Linked DNA regions of Homo sapiens: region 2 is linked to region 1. A link is a loop called in an ENCODE intact Hi-C map of the cell type or tissue named here. Cell type or tissue: PC-3. All regions are shown on one strand. Each heading gives the region's core, and the rest is flanking DNA. Links, peaks and the distances in the headings are about the cores only. Region 1 overlaps ARHGAP26 (Rho GTPase activating protein 26). Region 2 overlaps ARHGAP26 (Rho GTPase activating protein 26).

Evidence for each region. Peaks named below come from ENCODE experiments on the same cell type or tissue, not always from the same donor. Only the 100,000 strongest peaks of a DNase experiment are listed, where the experiment ranks them.
Region 2: a loop joins it to region 1, with 4 times the contacts of the local background. A loop is called at or near these places in 3 of 110 quality-filtered maps.

Annotation. Positions count from the first base shown.
Region 1 is chr5:143,172,780-143,181,803 of GRCh38, forward strand. The region is part of intron 20 of ARHGAP26 (Rho GTPase activating protein 26); the gene reads left to right. Among named protein-coding and RNA genes, the nearest start is that of ARHGAP26-IT1, 15 kb to the right of the region's middle. In PC-3, for the core only: no CTCF peak of the experiment used is centred there; a DNase peak (open chromatin) is centred at 4,672; H3K27ac peaks cover 2,230 bases.
Region 2 is chr5:143,030,301-143,039,324 of GRCh38, forward strand. It overlaps ARHGAP26 (Rho GTPase activating protein 26), which reads left to right. Exons shown (of 23, transcript NM_001135608.3): 13 at 6,896-6,961. Among named protein-coding and RNA genes, the nearest start is that of ARHGAP26-IT1, 160 kb to the right of the region's middle. RefSeq lists an enhancer at 6,613-7,373. In PC-3, for the core only: no CTCF peak of the experiment used is centred there; a DNase peak (open chromatin) is centred at 3,721; H3K27ac peaks cover 2,385 bases.

The DNA of each region.
Region 1 (9,024 bases), core at 3,122-5,621:
AGAGGATCCCAGTTATCTTGGCCATGCTTTTGATAGGAGCTACATGACATGTATTCTAAATTGAGGTCTGTGGGAATATAAATACCCGAAGGGCAGATACCCATGTTGTTGGTTGAAAGAAGATGCCAGAGGCATAGATCATGTTTTATTGAGGCTGACTGGAATTCTTGTCTCCATAGGGTTCATGCGAGTTCAGCAAGCAGTTACCATGTCTACGGCATGCCAGGATACTGTTGGGAAGGTAGTATTCCGTGTACGTGAGACCTGCACCCAGGTTTCTTTAAGGTAGCCTGGCAGTGCTGTGACAGAGACAGACTCAGGATGCAGTGGGACCCAGGGGAGGGACACTGAGCCTCACCCTCTGGGCTGCATCTTGGTAAGTGAGTAAAAGTTACCCATGGGAAGATGGGGGACATTGCAAGCAAATGGAACTGTGCAAGCACAAACAAGGAGAAAATAAATATGGAGTGCCCTCGAACTCTTTGGCCTCAACTGATCCTCCCACCTCGGCCTCCCAAAGCACTAGGATTACGAGCATGAGCCACTGCACCCGGCTCATGCTGCATGCCTGAGAAGTAACAAACCATTCTGCAGGGTGTGCAGGAGCCACGAGGGCCTAGAGGGAGTGGAGTCAGGAGAGCGGAAAATCACCACAGGCCAGAATTTTCAAGAGACGTATTTTTAGGCAGGTCCAAGATGTTTCTCCAAAAACGAAGTGGCTTTGCATTGTTTTATTAGTAAGAGTCAACATTTCCGAATTCAGGCACTTCGCTTCGCAATTTACATAGGCATTGTTTTTCTTAATCCTCACAGTCACTTCTGACAGGTGGGTATTGTTTTCCCATTTTTGCCGGTAGCAGCCTCAGAAAGGTTAAGTAACTTGCCCAAAGTCCACAAAATCTAACTGCAGAGACTTCCCCACCTCACCATTTGGGAGCTTTTTTGTCCAAAGACTATGAATGTCCTAAATCAGAGCCCAAGTAGAATTGGAGTTCTGAGTCATGCTGTGTGGAAGGGAGAGGTGACCTTGACCTAGACTGCACCCTAGGCTTCCCTATACCTAAAAAATTTACCCTGAAGATGATTTTTCTTTGGTGAAGGCTGTTAGACATTGAGGCTGGTCTGCCCACAAAGATGAATTTGGTTTTGGCAAAACTAAGTAGCTCCTCTTCCCAAGATTCAGTTGCTGTTTGAGGGCAGCATCAAAACAGAGAAGTGTTGTATCTTCCTGTGTGTAAAGCAGGAAGGGTGACATCTGTTTCTTCCAATAGCCTCTCCATGTTGTTTAGAAATCAGTATTTCTTAAAAGGAGGATGGCAGCAGGTAGAACAAAATGTCAATATTCATTCAGTGCCTCTTCTGTTTTATCCAGCTCAGAGATTCTGTCCCATGCAAAATAAAAGATAGGTAACAATCTATTGTTCAGTGTTAAGGATCCGGTTGGGTATGTTGTTGTACATCTCCACAATGGCATGCTACATAGCCACTAAGAAAGAACGAGGAGGCAACTTTTCGTGTAATGATGGAGCAATCTCCAGGAGATACTGTTAAGGAAAACAGTCAGGATTCAGAACAATGTGAATAACTGGTGGTCATTTGTTTTTAAAGGGAAGGGGAGTGTGAAATCACACACACACATCCACCCACACCAGCTTGCAAGTTCATTTAGTATCTCTGGAGAAAATATGAGAAACTCATACTAATGGTTACTTCTGGAGAGGGAAGGAAGAGTTATTTTTCCTGTCTACCCTTTTATACTGATACCCTTTTATACTGTCTGGAAATTTTATCAACTGATATAATAGCCATTCCAAGCAATAGATTAATGTAAAAATTAAAGAGAGAAAATGCCCCATCCCCTAAACAAGTTGAAACATATTCATATAATTTATTTGTAGATATATACCTCTATCCCATGGTTGTGAATTAGCCGTCATATGAGTATTTTAAATTTGTAGTCTATAAGCAGGCAACTTTTTAGCAATATGGGATTACATAGGATCATAGGTAATTGGAACCCTCAGCCAAATACTTGCTGATACACTACCTCTGAGTTTCTAAACAAGTGAGCAAGAAAGTCCTGTATTGAACTTCTAAGCCTCATACCTGTCAGGGACTGATAAGTACACATGGGCAGGTTCTTTGATATGTTTCCAAGTCCATTATCAGAGATAAGGAAGCTTAAGTGTAAATCTGTGATTTAACTACATTTCAAATTTGATGTGGAGCTACAGGAAGGATGCCAGAGAGAACCTGTGTGCTCCGAATACATCTGTTGCTCTAGCTCTTTAAAAGACTTTCTTTTCCCCACATAAAAGGAGCCCAAATGTTCTCTCTGCTATATAAGGCTATTTAACTGACCTAAGGGCTAACTCTTACTTTTTGGTGCTTCACAGATGACTAAGTGGTGGTATTATTTTAACCAGTAAAAATTCAGAAATCTAGGGTCAGGCTTGCAGCTGGCAGAACTTGTAAACAGTTAATGATTGAAAGGACTAATCAGCATCTTGAAAGGCAGCTCATGAGAAGCATAAGCAAAATGCTTAGGGGTGCCTGCAGATAGAGGACTGTGGCACTCTGTGGTGACAGTGAAGGAAAATGTGTTTGATGTCATCTTGTCACAGAGAAAGGCTATCTGTCAGACCTCAACTTAGCATGAGTTTTTCTTTTGTAAGTATGTAAGATATTTTCAGAAATGTTTTAGAAAAAAGATTGTTTTTTAAACCAAATTTTCAGTGTCTACTCGAAAAAAATGGTACACTTTTTTTTTTAATGAAGAATGTTGGATACCAAAATGTAAGAGATTTCTAATAAACAGCCCTTCTCAGTTGGTACAGACTTCAACACCTGGTCTAGAAGTTTTATACTATTGGGCATATGTGGGGTGTGGGAATTATTGTTTGTTTAGTATTTTTGCAAAAGCAGGCTTGGGTTTCTTTCTGATTCTTATTTAGGTTTGAGAGAGAACTGCCATAAGAAGGTTTTTGTTTTTAGCCAATTTTGACTTTTTCCCTTAATTTTTAAATTTCCTCATCTGAAATATGGCACAATAGGCCAGGCACAGTGGCTCACGCCTGTAATCCCAGCACTTTGGGAGGGTGAGGCAGGTGGATCAACTGAGGTCAGGAGTTCGAGACCAGCCTGGCAAACATGGTGAAACCCCTTCTCTACTAAAAATACAAAAATTAGCCGGGCGTGGTGGTGTGCCCCTGTAATCCCAGCTACTCAGGAGGCCGAGGCATGGGAATCACTTGAACCCAGGAGGTGGAGGTTTCAGTGAGCTGAGATGGCACCACTGCACTCCAGCCTGGGTGACAGAGTGAGACTGTGTCTCAAATAAGTAAATAAATAAATAAATAAATGAAATATGACACGTGACAATGAAACAGAATTGTCTTTATGAGATTTATGTCTTCTCTTAGCCAGAGATTAGCCAAGCATTTGTTCCTTAAAAATGAAAAGTCATGATGCCTGTGTAGTGAGCCATCTGCTGCTCAGCAGACTGCATAAGAGACTTGCCAGCCACTTCTGCTTTTATATTTATGAACTGACGTTCACTTCTTAGATGGTAGGAATTAATCCAGTGGGACTCTACTTTGAAAGTAAGTTTCTTATGGGAATTTACCTGCAGGCTTGGCAGGCGAACCCTTTGGGCAGAATAGTGACTCCCAAGCACCATGGCATGTTTGTTTTCGAGAGTTTTTGTGTCCCTCCTCTGGTTCTTCTTCCTGGGAGCACCACCTCCATGCTCATATGCATTGACATAGAAGTCCTTTCACCACTGAATGTAAAGAGCCAGCCTAAAAATGAGAAATTAATTTACCTTCGCCCCAGGGTAGCTTAGAGACAGCTTTTAAATTTTGATGTTAAAAAGCACTTGGAAAGACAGTTCATTTTGGAGCCTGCGGAAGGAATTACTTTAGTTAAGGGCTTAACGTAAACCTAAGTAGCAGACCATTAGGCAGAGGTCTACATTTGGCATTGAAACTTAAATTTCAATACTATAATGAAAATTTCCACCATAAAAGAGACTCGGGTGTCTGATTTTCATCGTTATGCAATTTTCAGCTCATAATCTCAGAATCCGTAAATGCCTTTAGGATCTAATTTGCAAAGAGAATTACGTATTGCAAGGAGCCATGTAAAGTATATAACTAGTTCTGTGGAAAGCAAAGCTGTGAGTGACATCTAATTAGGCTACAATATCAATGTGCTTTGGCTCTGGCACTCATCTGTCATTACTTTGAACAAGCCATTTGACCTTTATATTATATGTAGGGACCATACCTCTTCATTTGCCTGTTAGTTCTGTTGCCCTGGTATAAATTTAATTGCGCCTTTCTGCTTCAATGTGCTGGTTTGGGTGATAAGTTATATGATCACTCACTATATACAATCTAGAATAAATGATAACACTTCATCATATTAGTTTCCCAAGTGTCTTTTTCACTAAGTTGATCATCTGTGGACCAAGGACCATCTAGTTGGCCTCTCAGAATAGTGTTTGGCTTTTGTTTGCTACATAGTGCTTGTCAAATGAAGGAATCAGCTTCTCAGGCTGCATCACGAGCCTGTAGGATTTGGATCCGTGAAATGTATGTGAGATCACCAAGCATAATGCTCCCCAGTGAAAACAGGACTCATCGAATGCCAAGACGCTCAGTCATGGTTGATTACCAGACCACAGAAAACCTGGCAGAGCTGGCACGTCAGTAGCAGACACGTACATGTATTTGATATGCATGCTCACCCATAGCTGCCTTGGAGACAAGGTGCTGTCGGCAGACCAGAAGTTGGGAAAAATTTCTGATAGGCTTAGGATCTGGCTGGCACTGCTGTCAGGAATAACAATAATACTACAAAATATATTTATAGTGCTTTTCAGTTTTCAGAGCCACTTGAAACAGTTTGCAGAGTGTTTCATTTGATTTTGGCACTAACCCAAATCATAGCACTTGGCATACTGTACTATAGTTGCCCATTTTCTTCTCTGATTCCTGCTCTAAGCTGTAACGTAGGTCAGGCCCACACCTGTTTCTTGTTCACTATTGTTTCCCCAGCACTTGAGGGTGCTCTTTCCAGGTGTGTGATAAATACGGATGGAAAGCATGATGAGTGCAGGGCAACTACTATCTCCTACATTTTCTAAATGAGGGACACTGAGGCTCAGAGGGCATAAGTGGCCTGTTCAAGTCTGTGTGGCAGTCCTTTTTTTTTTTTTTTTTTTTTTTTTTTTTTGAGACAGCATCTCACTCTGTCACCTGGGCTGGAGTGCAGTGGTGTAATCTCTGTTCACTACAACCTCCGCTTCCCAGGCTCAAATGATTCTCCTGCCTCAGCCTCCCAAGTAGCTGGGATTATAGGTGCATGCCACCATGCCCGGCTAATTTTTGTATTTTCAGTAGAGATGGGATTTCACTATGTTGGCCAGGCTGGTCTCAAACTCCTGACCTCAAGTGATCTGCCCACCTCAGCCTCCCAAAGTGCTGAGATTACAGGCGTGAGCCACCGTGCCCAGCCTGTGTGGCAGTCTTAACCTGTAAGCTCCTGTTCAAGCCTGGACCTTTGGATTCAAAGTTCAGTGCTCTTTCTGTTGAATCAGTACCCAGAAGAAGGAGCATTGTGTTCATTGTATGAGGGTGACAACTTTGCAAGAAACATAGAAAGATGGGAGACTGCAGTTCCTTCCACATGGGATTTGCTTCCCCTACCTACACTTGCTAACATCTGCTGTTTCTTTTAGGATCCACTGAGTCCTCCTCCAGGGAGCCTTCCCTGCTGCCCTGCCCCTTGACTGGCTTAGGTGCCACTATTCAGCGCTACTACAATAGCTGGTGCTCATTTCTGTCGTTGTACTTAACAACAGCTGCTGCTGCCCATGGGGGCTCCCTTGGTGCCAGACACTGAGCTGAGAGCTTCACATTTCCTCACGATTGCCCCAGGAGGGAGGCTGTTCATACTTCGTTTTTCAAGTGGGAAACTGAGGTTCAGGAAAGTCATCTAACTTGTACAAGGTCACCCAGCTTGTAAGTGGTTGACCTAGAAATCATCTGACTCTAGGCTGCTGAGCCCACCACACCCCACTTAACTATATGATTTTTTTTTTTTTCCAAGGAGTCTCACTCTATCACCCAGGGTGGAGTGCAGTGATGCAATCTGGGCTCACTGCAACTTCCGCCTCCCGGGTTCAAGCGATTCTCCTGCTTCAGCCTCCCAAGTAGCTGGGATTACAGGCACCTGCCACCACACCTGGCTAATTTTTATATTTTTAGTAGAGACCCGGTTTCACCATGTTGGCCAGGCTGCTCTTGAACTCCTGACCTTAGCGATCCACCTGCCTCAGCCTCCCAAAGTGTTGGGATTACAGGCGTGAGCCACCGCGCCCAGCCATTTATCATGTATCATGATAAATACATGATTATCAGACATTAATATACCAGCTTTCCCCCACTGGACTGCACACTCCTCAAGGGCTGGCATGAGGGCTTATTCCTCTTCAGCATCTAGTACCTTTCCTGGCACCAAGGCAGCACTTACTAAATACTTGTTGGGTGTACGAGCAAGAGAGGCAGCGAAGAGAGCTGTGGGAGCCCAAGTGAAAACAGGGACTGCATCAACTTCTTGGACCAGCCTGGGATCTCCTGGGTTGCGTTGCTTTTTGTGACTGACTTTCTGCTCTGCTGGCTGTGATCACTGCTCCTGCACATTGCCCTTGCTGCTCAGAACAGACACTGTGAGCTATGCCTGTAGGCTTTTGGCCCTGGGGCATCTTCCCCACACCTGGGGCTTGGCTCCCTGGGAGAGAAGGAGAGTTCTTAGCTGCAAGCCACTGGGTGGCCACTCCAGAAGACATCTGGAAGGAGGACTCTCCAGAGGGTTTCTTGGGCCTTTTCTTGTCTGAAGTAATTTGCTCCCTTTTATTTCCCATTTAAAAAATCTGGAGTTATTTCCAATGTTTGGTAATTCCACACTTCATTTGTTATTGTGGGGAAAGTCCTGTGCTGAATTTTTTTCATCCCTACTCTTAAAACTAAATATAGGAATGCCTCATGTCAGCCTGCATTTTGTCCCCACTCAACCCACTGACACTGCCTCTCACCAAGGTTACCATGACCTCCCTGTCAAACCTCATGACCCCTTTCACGCCTTGTTTTACTTGATTTCTGGCAACAATGGTCATTGTCAAGAGCCCTGTTGGTTTAAAACCCTCAATTTGCTTTTGTCTTTGGTGGCACCACACTCTTGAAGTTTTCTGGACATCTCTCTGTCTCAAAGGAGCCTCCTTTGAAGGCTCCTTTCCCCTTAAGAGTTCTTATTTCAGAGAGTCAGGTTTTAAATTCTCTCTCTTTTTTTTGTTTTGTTTTGAGATGGAGTTGCACTCTGTTGCCCAGGCTGGAGTGCAGTGGTGCGATCTTGGCTCACTGCAACCTCCGCCTCCTGGGTTCAAGCGATTCCCCTGCCTCAGCCTCCCAAGGGGCTGGGACTACAGGTGCACACCACCACACCCAGCTAATTTTTGTATTTTTAGTAGAGACGGGGTTTCACCATGTTGGCCAGGATGGTCTCGATCTCTTGACCTCGTGATCTGCCCACCTCAGCCTCCCAAAGTGCTGGGATTACAGGCATAAGCCACCTTAAATTCTCTTCTTAACTCCAGTTGATCTTGTCCCTTTCTGTAGTTCCATTTATCAGCAACATATCTGTGTTGGTGCATTTTGTCACTGCTATAAAGAAATACCTGAGACTGGGTGCTTTATAAAGGAAAGAGGTTTAATTGACTTACAGTTCCGCATGGCTGGGGAGGCCTCAGGAAACTTACAATCATGGCAGAACGAGAAGAGACATGTCTTATATGGCGGCAGGCTAGAGAAGTGTTAGGAGCGAAGAGGGAAGAGTCCCTTATAAAACCATCAGATCTCATGAGAACTCACTATCACGGAGCATTCACCCCCATGATCCAGTCTCCTCCCACCAGTCTCTCCCTAGACATGTGGGAATTACAATTCAAGATGAGATTTAGATGAGGACGCAGCCAAACCATATCAATGCCAAAAACCATATCCCAGATCTCCTACCTGTTCTTTAGGCCCATCTACCCAAATGTCTGCCAAGCCAGTTGACTGTTACACATGAATGGTTCCCCTTCCTCCCCTGCACCCACACCTGTGTGTCTCCCTGTTTCCATGAATTCCATCTGGTGCATGGAAACCTGGCCAGCTTCCTTTACTCATCACTGACTTCTCAACAATGATCAAGACCTGTTGATTCTGTTCTCACAGCAGCCTACCAGTCACCATCCCCACTGCCACCACCTCAGCCCAAGCCTTGGCCATCTGGCCTTCCTGACCCTTTTTACTGGCTCATTCTCTACTCTGAAACCTGTGGGATTGTTCTACCATGCAAGCTTGAACACAGCACTCTCCTGCATAAGAGTCTTTGATGGCCCCATGGATACTATATACTCCTTAATCCTTTTATTAACTGGGAGGCCTGGGTGACCTACTCTGGCTTGCCATTGCAGCGTCTGTTTACACTCTTTACTTTGACCTTACTGTACTTGTTGCACTTCTGCAACCTTGCCCTGTTTCCTCTCATCTCTGGGGAACACTGTGTTCTTAAACATCACTTCCTTCAGAAAGCCTTTCCTGCTTCCCCCTCCTTACACCTTCCTCCTCCATGCTCCCTAAACTTGATGGGAGAACTCTCGCGTGTTAGGGAAGCATCATCCCCAGTGGGGCACTTATCAGTGTGTTGTCATCACCTGGTTATTTGTCTCATTCTCTGTGGGCCATACCTGTCTTCCCAGTTGTATCTCCTCAGTGCCAAGCACAGTGGCTGGAACAGAGTGACAAACATTTATTTATACGTGACATGAATGAGTAAACAAATGAATTACACCGGAATAGATTTCTGGACAATTCATTTTGCAAAAAGAGGAACTTTAGCTCCGCACTTTGGAGATGCCAGTGTCTTTGAGATGTTAAGGACTTTTTGTTTTGTTTTTGTTTTTTAATTCTTTAACTA
Region 2 (9,024 bases), core at 2,261-4,760, 140 kb before region 1:
ATGGCCGAGTTAGTGTAATATGGAGAAGCCCTCCTCTCAGCCCCAGCTTCACACCACATGCAGCTCAATGATGATAATGCCTTGATGGACAAAATGCAGGAGGTCTAAAAGTGTCCAGGAAAACCTAAATTTGCTTTTGTCTCCTATGTTTCATGGCTTAGCTTGTGCCACTTTTGTTCTTCCTTTTTCTTGGGCCCATTCTTGGGCTTCGCTGCTAGGTGGCATGCCTGTATTGATACAGGAAGGAAGGAAGTGGTTAGATCAGCCTATTCATTTCTTTATTTAACCTTTATATCATCACAAAAAAAATGAGAAAGTGGAGGACCAAAAGGTTAAAAGAACTCATCTACTCTCAGAGGGTTTATATCAGTTGAAATTGAAAGGTCATTTTGACACACTGCCCCTCGGCAACTCTCTCTACCATTCATTCACTAATTTACCTATTCACGTATCCAAAATGAAAAATGACACGTGCATGCACACACTTCCAATTCATATCCATTGCTATAGTTGATGGTGAAAGATAGAGCTGTAGTAGCCAGTGAAGTAAATATACCTGGACCATTGCCCTCATGAATAAGTATTCTAGTTTGGTAGACATTTTTCACAGAATCACACATATCAGTGTAAACTTGCAGTGGTGCATCATAGTCTGAAAGAAAGGTTGATGGTCCTGTATCTGAGTGCACAATGGGGGCTTTAACCTAGGTGGGAACGTCTGAGTGAGTTTCTTGAGGAAAGGACACTTGAGGGTAATGTGAGTTGGGAGCCAAAGGCTCCCGTGCGAAATCCACAGTCTGTGCTGGGGAGAAAGCATGGTTAGTTGAATGTTCTTGAAAGACAGCCAGTGTGGCTAGGTGCTCAGAGCTGGCACAGTGGCCCCTGAAGAAGCTGGAGGGCCAGGCAGGGCCCCGTCACACACAGCTTTGTGAGCAAGTAAGGATTGGGGTTATTCTCCCAAGGGCAGCAAGGTGCTGCAGGGAGGTGATATGCTCTGATTTTGTCAAGACCATAGGGGCTGCAATGCAGAGGGCAGACAGGAACAAGAAGAATAAGAAGACCAGCCAGGAGGTTAATGCAGTCATCCTGGCAACAGATGATTGAGGTAGGGACCAGGATGGTGATGATGATGATGAAGAAATTGGACAAAATTGAGAGGCATTAGAAGAGACAATTGAGGGACTTGGTGATAATTTGGAATGGGAGGTAAGAAGTGGTGCCAAGGGTGATACTTGTGATTTTGTTATAATTTTCCGACCACCTACACACCTCTTTTTTTTTTTTTTTTAATAGCTGGGAGGAGCCAGTGAAAAGTATCTCAGATGAGGTCCCAGAAGCTTCAGGACATGGCGTTGACCTTATGGTTGTATAGCAGTGGCAGTTATGCTAAAATCCATGTCTGTCTCCCTGGCCCACCAACCTCCTCCTTTTATTTATTTTTATTTTTTGAGACAGTCTTGCCCAGGCTGGAGTGCAGTGGTGCAGTCTCGGCTTACTGCAGTCTCTGCCTCTTGGGTTCAAGCGATTCAAGCCTCCTCCTTTTAGATAAGAAAATCATTTGATTGTACCTTAGAGTTGTTCTTTTAATCCTTTTGCAGTAAGACAGCTAGTCTCTGGATGTAACCTGCCTCCAGCCTCCCGGGGTTCATATCCTAGGCATGATAGCCCAAGGCATCCTCTTCCCACGTCTGTGGTTTTCCCTAAGATTCTTCAAGGTTACTGAGCATAAACCCACCTCTCCTGTGTTCACGTGTTCTCTAGAGAACTTTGAGAAAATCGACTTTGCTACCCTAGCATGCTGCTTTCTCTGAAAGGAGACAAAGCAACAAGGCTTCAAAAGTTGAAATGAAAGTTAAGAGGATGGCACATTTCTAACCTGGGAGGCCAACCTGGATATTTGGTGCAAGCTCTGCCAGCATTCATGATGAGACAACTGTTTGGGCTGCCTCGTGTGTACACTGAGCAGAGCTGAACCTGAGGCTGAGGGAGGGAAGTAAACCAGCCGAAGCCTCAACTGCAGGATGGTGGATGTTGGCCCTGGGAGACACAGGTCCTGCGACAACTCATCACAAGTCAAATTAAGGGACTAATGCAAGCCTAGTAGATATTTAATGAGAGATTATTGCTGGAGATTATAGGGATACAGAAATTGCTAATAAATCCCTGACCTTTTCTGAGCCTTGGCTCAGTGAAAGAGCTGAATCACCTGCTTGAGGGGATTAAGGACAGCCGCCTCCATCTGGCGAGCCACTCAGACTTTTTCTGTCGTTAGCAAACGCAGCTTGGTGGTGATAGTGTTCTAAACCTTTTAGTGGGAATTTGCTTTTCAGACTAGGAGATCTCAATTAACTTAGATTATATCCCTACTGGGCAGAGATTAGGACTAATGATCTGGTTATGTGTGCACTGTAGTCCCTATCACATTATGGTACTTGGTCCATGATAAATAATAAAACCGTTGTTAATTATTAGTAATCTAATCAGCAGGAAACTCAAGTTGATGAGAGTGGAAATCAAGCTCTTTGTGTGTGTGCATGCATGCACATGTGTGTGTGTGAAAAAGAAGAGACAAAGAGAGATGGGGGTCCCCAGGCAGTGGGCAATGTGATAATTTACACTAGTTCCAGTTTAGAGGTTTAGAGCAGTGGTTGATAACCTGTATTTCTTGAATTCCTTGTTGGAGAAACAGTTGTTTGAAAGAGATTCCATTTCTTAACACAGTGTTATCTGTTTATAGGCTGTAAATAATTATCATCAATATGCAATTTTAATACATTAGAGGCTAACAGAGTTATCTTGAGCTCATAATGTTTGACTTTGCAATATGTAAATATCGTATCCATTTGAACTTAGACAACTAAGATAAACTGAGAAATACTGGATTACACATGTCATATGTAAGACCTTTATGTGTAACATCTGTGTAAGACTTAATTCCAAGAAAAGGAGTTTGCTGGTTTCAAACAAATTGGAGAATCTCTAACGCTGGGAAAACCAAAGGAGGAACATTTACTCAGATTGAATGTGGAGGTTTTGCTTTGCCATTTACCAAAAGAAGTAATTGTAGTAGTGGGTAAAATTTTGATTATTTTCTGGATGTATTTGGAAGCGTCCATTTTATTCTTTTCCAGTAAATATTACTTACCTAGAAAAGGATGCACTTCCTACAGTGCCACACACACAAAAAAAGGTTCAATGACTGATTTGCCTCTAGAGGGTTATGTCCACTAATTGGGCTGATGGCTTTACATGCATGTATCTTCTGACCACTGGGGTCATCACTGTCAGATGCTAGGTTCTTTTCAATTTTTCAAAACTTTTATCGATGTTCAGAGGGTAAAGAAATAGCCTTTGTCTAGGGCAGAAGTTCGTCAATGCCTAGAATAAGACCATGTTCACAAGCCTACTCTTGAAACATCCTAGTTCAGAATCAATGTCTGCAGCTCCCCGTAGCACTGTGTAAAATGGCAATTTTTTCTCTCCCAGACTTCTTTGATTCTCATTGCTATGAAAAGATGATCTTAAGCACCTCTCAAAAGAAGAACTAAAAGGCTTCACCTGACTATTGAATCGTAGTTATAAACATTTTGGGAAACTCCTTTAGCACAAAACGTAATTCCCCGTCTGACAAATGCTTTCCAGTAGGCTCTATTGTGACTACTGTATAAAGGAATGAAAATCCTCCCTGCACATGAAAAGATTCCCAACATTATTAGTCATTAGGGAAATACAAGTCAAAACCACAATGAGATACCTCTTGACACCCACTAGGATGGCTATAATAAAAAAGACAATAACAAATGTTGGCAAGGATTAGGAGAAATTGGAACCCTCGTACATTGCGGGTAGGAATGAAAACTGGTGCAGCTGCTTAGAAAACAGTTTGGCAATTCCTCAAAAAGTTAAGCACGGTGTCATTCTGTGACCCAGCGATGCCACTCCTAGGTGTATACTCAAAAGAAATGAAAATACCAGTTCACACAGAGACTTGTACACAGATGTTCATAGTAACATTATTCACAACAGCCAAAAAGTGGAAATGGCCCAAATATCTATCAGCCGATGAATGGATAAATAAAATGTGATATATCTGGACCGTGGAATATTATTTAACCATAAAAATAAGTGAAGTACTGATGCTACAACATGGCTAGGGCTTGAAAACATTATGTTAAGTAAAAGGAGCTAGACATAAAAGACCGCATCGTGTATGATTCCCATTTATGTGAGGTGTTCACAATAGGCAAATCCATAGAAAAGGAATTCTTCCCACAGCTGGGGGAAGGGAAGACATGGCTAATGTGTATGGGTTTTTGGGGTAGGGAGGAGGGCAAAAATGTTCTGGAGTTAGATAATAGTGATTAATACACAGCTTTGTAAATACTCTAGAAATTGCTGAATTGTATAGTTAAAATGGGTAAACTTATGGTATATGAAGTATATACCAAGAAAGCTGTTATTTAAAAAAAAAAAATTCCTCCCCTGGATTCCAACAGGTATTTGGCCTCTGTATTATAGGTTGTTATTAAATTTGAAAAATGCCTGCCGCATGAGTTGAGTTTTATTTGGAAGAATTATTTTAATTGGGCTTTCAGCCTGTAATCAGAATCTTGAGATGCCATAATTTGCAGAGCAAATACTTTATTTATACTGGGAAAAACAAGGGATTGGGTTAATAGGCTCCTTACCATTTTAAGGGAATAAAAAGAATGGTTTGTATAGCAAGTAATCTCCAGGGAGAAAAACATTGTTTTTCTGTTTCTTTTCTGGTACTTTACTTACTATCCTAGAGGCTGAGTGTGTTTGTAATAAGCATCACTAAGCAATAAGTATGTATGTAAGTATAGGAACTATTAATATTTCAGTTTGGGAAGAGTTGTTTTAGGAATTAGCATTCCTTTTTAGTTTGATTTTGGGAATTCTTGGTGATTAAAAAATGTTTTAAAATCTTCAGCACAATTCACAATTGCAGAAACGTGGAACCAGCCCAAATGCCTATCAGTCAACAAGTGGATAAAGAAACTTTGGTGTATATATATGATGGATTACTACTGAGCTATAAAAAGGAATGATTAATGGCATTTGCTGCTACCTGGATGAGACTGGAGACTATTATTCTAAGTGAAGTAACTCAGGAATGGAAAACCAAACATTGTATGTTCTCACTCATAAGTGGGAGCTAAGCTATGAGGATGCGAAGGCACAAGAATGACACAATGGACTTTGGGGACGTGGGGGAAAGGATGGGAAGGGGGTGAGGGATAAAAGCCTACAAATAGGGTGCTGTGTATACTGCTTGGGTGATAGGTGCATGAAAATCTCACAAGTCACCACTAAGGAACTTATCCATGTAGGCCAGGTGCGGTGGCTCACGCCTGTAATCCCAGCATTTTGGGAGGCCGAGGCGGGTAGATCACCTGAGGTCAGGAGTTGAAGACCAGCCTGGCCAACATGGTGAAACTCTGTCTCTACTAAAAATACAAAACTTAGCCAGATGTGGTGGTGGGTGCCTGTAATCCCAGCTACTAGAGAAGCTGAGGCAGGAGACTCGCTTGAACCCAGGAGGCGAAGGTTGCAGTGAGCCAAGATCATGCCACTGCACTCCAGCTTGAGCGACAGAGTAAGACCTTGTCTCAAAAAAAAAAAAAAAAAAAAAAAGAAGAACTTACCCATGTAACCAAACACCACCTGTTCTCCAATAACCTATGGAAATAAAAAAATAAAATGTTCATTTTATCTAAGTTTACCCATATACGCTAAGAATTAAAGAAAGATTCAGTTTGGATTAGATCCAAGGTGAGTTCAGGTTCTGCTCACTTCTCAAATATTACAAGTTTATTACTTTCCCTGAGATGACCGCAAATCATCTATAAATACTTGCTTTTCTACTTTCTGCCATTTTCTTTTCCACTCTGACCATTAAGTGGTAGAATGCCTTGTCCACTGTCCTAAGAAGGTCAAAGATGAACCCATTCTTAAAGATTATCACCGGGTAACCAAAACATGGGGGTGAATTTTAGGGAATTTCCAGCCTTGTTGTCAGGTTAGAAGTTTCCAGCCTTGTGTGGTTCTCTGCTGTGGAAGAAGTTGCTGCTGTTGATCATTTATTTTCTGGGTGAGAATCCTGTCACCACTTGCTCATTTCCCCCTAGAGGATGGCCCCACTGCCTTCATGCTGCTTCCTTTGGTAGTGTCTTTGTTCTTGGCTCTTTTAATTTTCCTCTGAATCATTTTTCTTCTTTTATTCTTTGTTCTATTTTTCCTTTCTTCTAGTCACCTGAGCAGGATTATACTTAACTCAGGGACACGTTTAAGGCAGTTTGATGGTATGGGCTCTAGAGCAAGTCTCCATGTATTGGCTCTGCATCTTTGGTCAAGATACTTAGTTTTACCAAGCCTCAGTTTCTTCATCTGTAATATGGGCTAGTGATAATGTCAACCTGGAGGACTTACTGAGATCAAGTGAGAAAATCTATTTTAAGCACTTACCCAACATTTATAGACCACTTAATTTGTGCTTTTTGAAGGAGACCGCAATTAGTTCTACAGCTTCTGTTAATAGCAGAGCAATGTAAAGGTACCTGTCACCTTATGCTGCAGTTTCTTCACCTGTAAATTGAAGATAATTTTACAGGTTACTACAGCTTGAGGTTACTATGAGAACTAAATGAGATACTACATGCAAAGCACTTAAAACCATACCTAGCATATGGAAAGCTCTCAATCAATGCCAGCTATTATTATTATTATTATGTTATTCCTGTACTGTTATTGGGAAAAACTAAAAGGATATGTGACCACAGCATGCGATTGATTCATCCTGGTTTGGTTAAGCCCTATCCTGAGGTTGATTTCCATGGCTAGCAACTTGACTGTCCTTCTCTTGCTCTTTCAGCTGCGCAGTTGGACAGCATTGGCTTCAGCATAATCAGGAAATGCATCCATGCTGTGGAAACCAGAGGTAAAGTAGTTTAACAGATGGCATTGTTCTCATAGAAGGTCACGCATCTGGTGAGGAGTCAGACCTGCTACCTGCTGTTTCCTGACTTTAAGTGACTCATTAGCTCCCCAAGTGCCATTGTCAGTGGATTTCCACAAGTCTTGTTGGTCTCAAGCAGGAGGTCCTAACTGATTTTGTGTCACCAACTTCTTTGGCTGATCAGAAGAATGTGTTAAATATCTAAAATACGTATGATTATAGAAACCAGTTACTGAAATTCGATTTTTAAAATATTAAAAAACACAGGGTATCATGATATATGTGTTTCTTTGTTAACACTTTATAAGTGATAGTGGTGGGTCTGATAACTGACATAATTTGGGAGCAGTGATATTTCAAGATATCCATAATAATTGTAATGTGTTATGAAAATATCTGTGATTTCTGACCAAGTTGCAGGTACCGCTAATGCTCCTGTAATTTGTTGCTTACATCCATAAAGGAAGGAAATGCTTAATGTCAGTTATAGGTTAGTGAAGATAAAGATGTAATTGTTTTCCTGTCTAAGTTCACAGACACCCTAAATTTTCTCTGGCAGACATCTTGGGGTCTGTGAACCCAAGATGCTCTGGGGAGCTAGTCCCTGGGGACCACCCAGGTAGAGAAAAGGGGTCAGGCCCATGTTCACACTGATCTTTCCCAGGTCTGTGGGAGCAGGACATTAAGATCAAGGAGGCTGGTTCATCCTGATGGTCTCCATCCCTTCTTCAGAGACAGCCACAAAGGAGATTCCTCAGTCCCAGCAGTTTGAAGCTTTGAGTTTGCTGGTCTGTTGTACCGCTGAGAAAAGCTATTAACCATCTTTCCACTGGATTTGATTTGAACCGTTGTCAGAGATGTGAATCTTATTTACTCACAGCCTCTCAGCCTACCAGCCCTTTTTAAGTAGTGGAAAGAAATTCTCTCTTTTAAAGCAGGATTCATAACTTGCCAGTTGAGAAATATACACTTTTTTTTCCATAAGGACTGTGAGGCATTAAGTAGAGGGAAGAGAGAGAATTTAAAAACCTACCCTTATGTATACTGTCAAAAGATATTTTTTCCAAAACAGTTGTAATGTATGGAAACATTTTTTAAAATGTTCAGTTATTTCCCCTGTACCTCTCTTAAATAAAGAATTAAGGCATCTTGTAAAGGTATGTAAGATATATCCAGAGAATATAAAGTAGAAGTAGGTGACATTTCTGGGAATTGGTCTTGAGGAAATAAGGATATGGGCCAGATTGAGCCATAAGGATGTTTACACCGTGGTGATGTTAAGGTACAAAATCAGAAACGGGCCAAATGTCTCAAAAATGGGTTAAATCAACAGTGGTACATCTGTGTAGTAAAAAACTGTGAATCACTGACAATGCAATGGAAATACATTTTTTGACATACGGCCTTTTTTTTTTTTTTTTTTTTTTTTTTTTTTGAGACAGAGTCTCTTTCTGTCCCCAGGCTGGAGTGCAGTAATGCAGTCTCGGTTCACTGCAAACTCCAACTCCCTGGTTCAAGGGATTCTTCTGCCTCAGCCTCCTGAGTAGCTGGGATTACGGGCACACACCACCACGTCCAGCTAATTTTTGTATTTTTAATAGAGATGGGGTTTCACCATGTTGGCCAGGATGGTCTCGATCTCCTGATCTTGTGATCCACCCACCTCGGTCTCCCAAAGTGCTGGGATTACAGACATATGGCATTTTAAAAATTATTTATAATACGTGAAAAATGCAAGTTACAAAGCAGCTGCTCAGTATGAGCCCGTTCTGGGAGCAGTGGGGAGAGGAGTGGTCATATTGCACAGGTTTCATTGTGTTCTCAGTGGCTGTCTGCTGATTTTTACTGTTTCCCTTTGACTCATCTATTTACCTTAACTGTAGTTTCTAAGTTTTTTTGAAGTGTTCATTACTAAGGTAATTTTTCTTTTTTCTTTTTCTTTGGAGGGGACAGAGTCTTGCTCTGTTGCTTAGGCTGGAGTGCAGTGGCTCAATCTCTACTCACTGCAACCTTGGCCTCACAGGTTCAAGCGATTCTCCTACCTC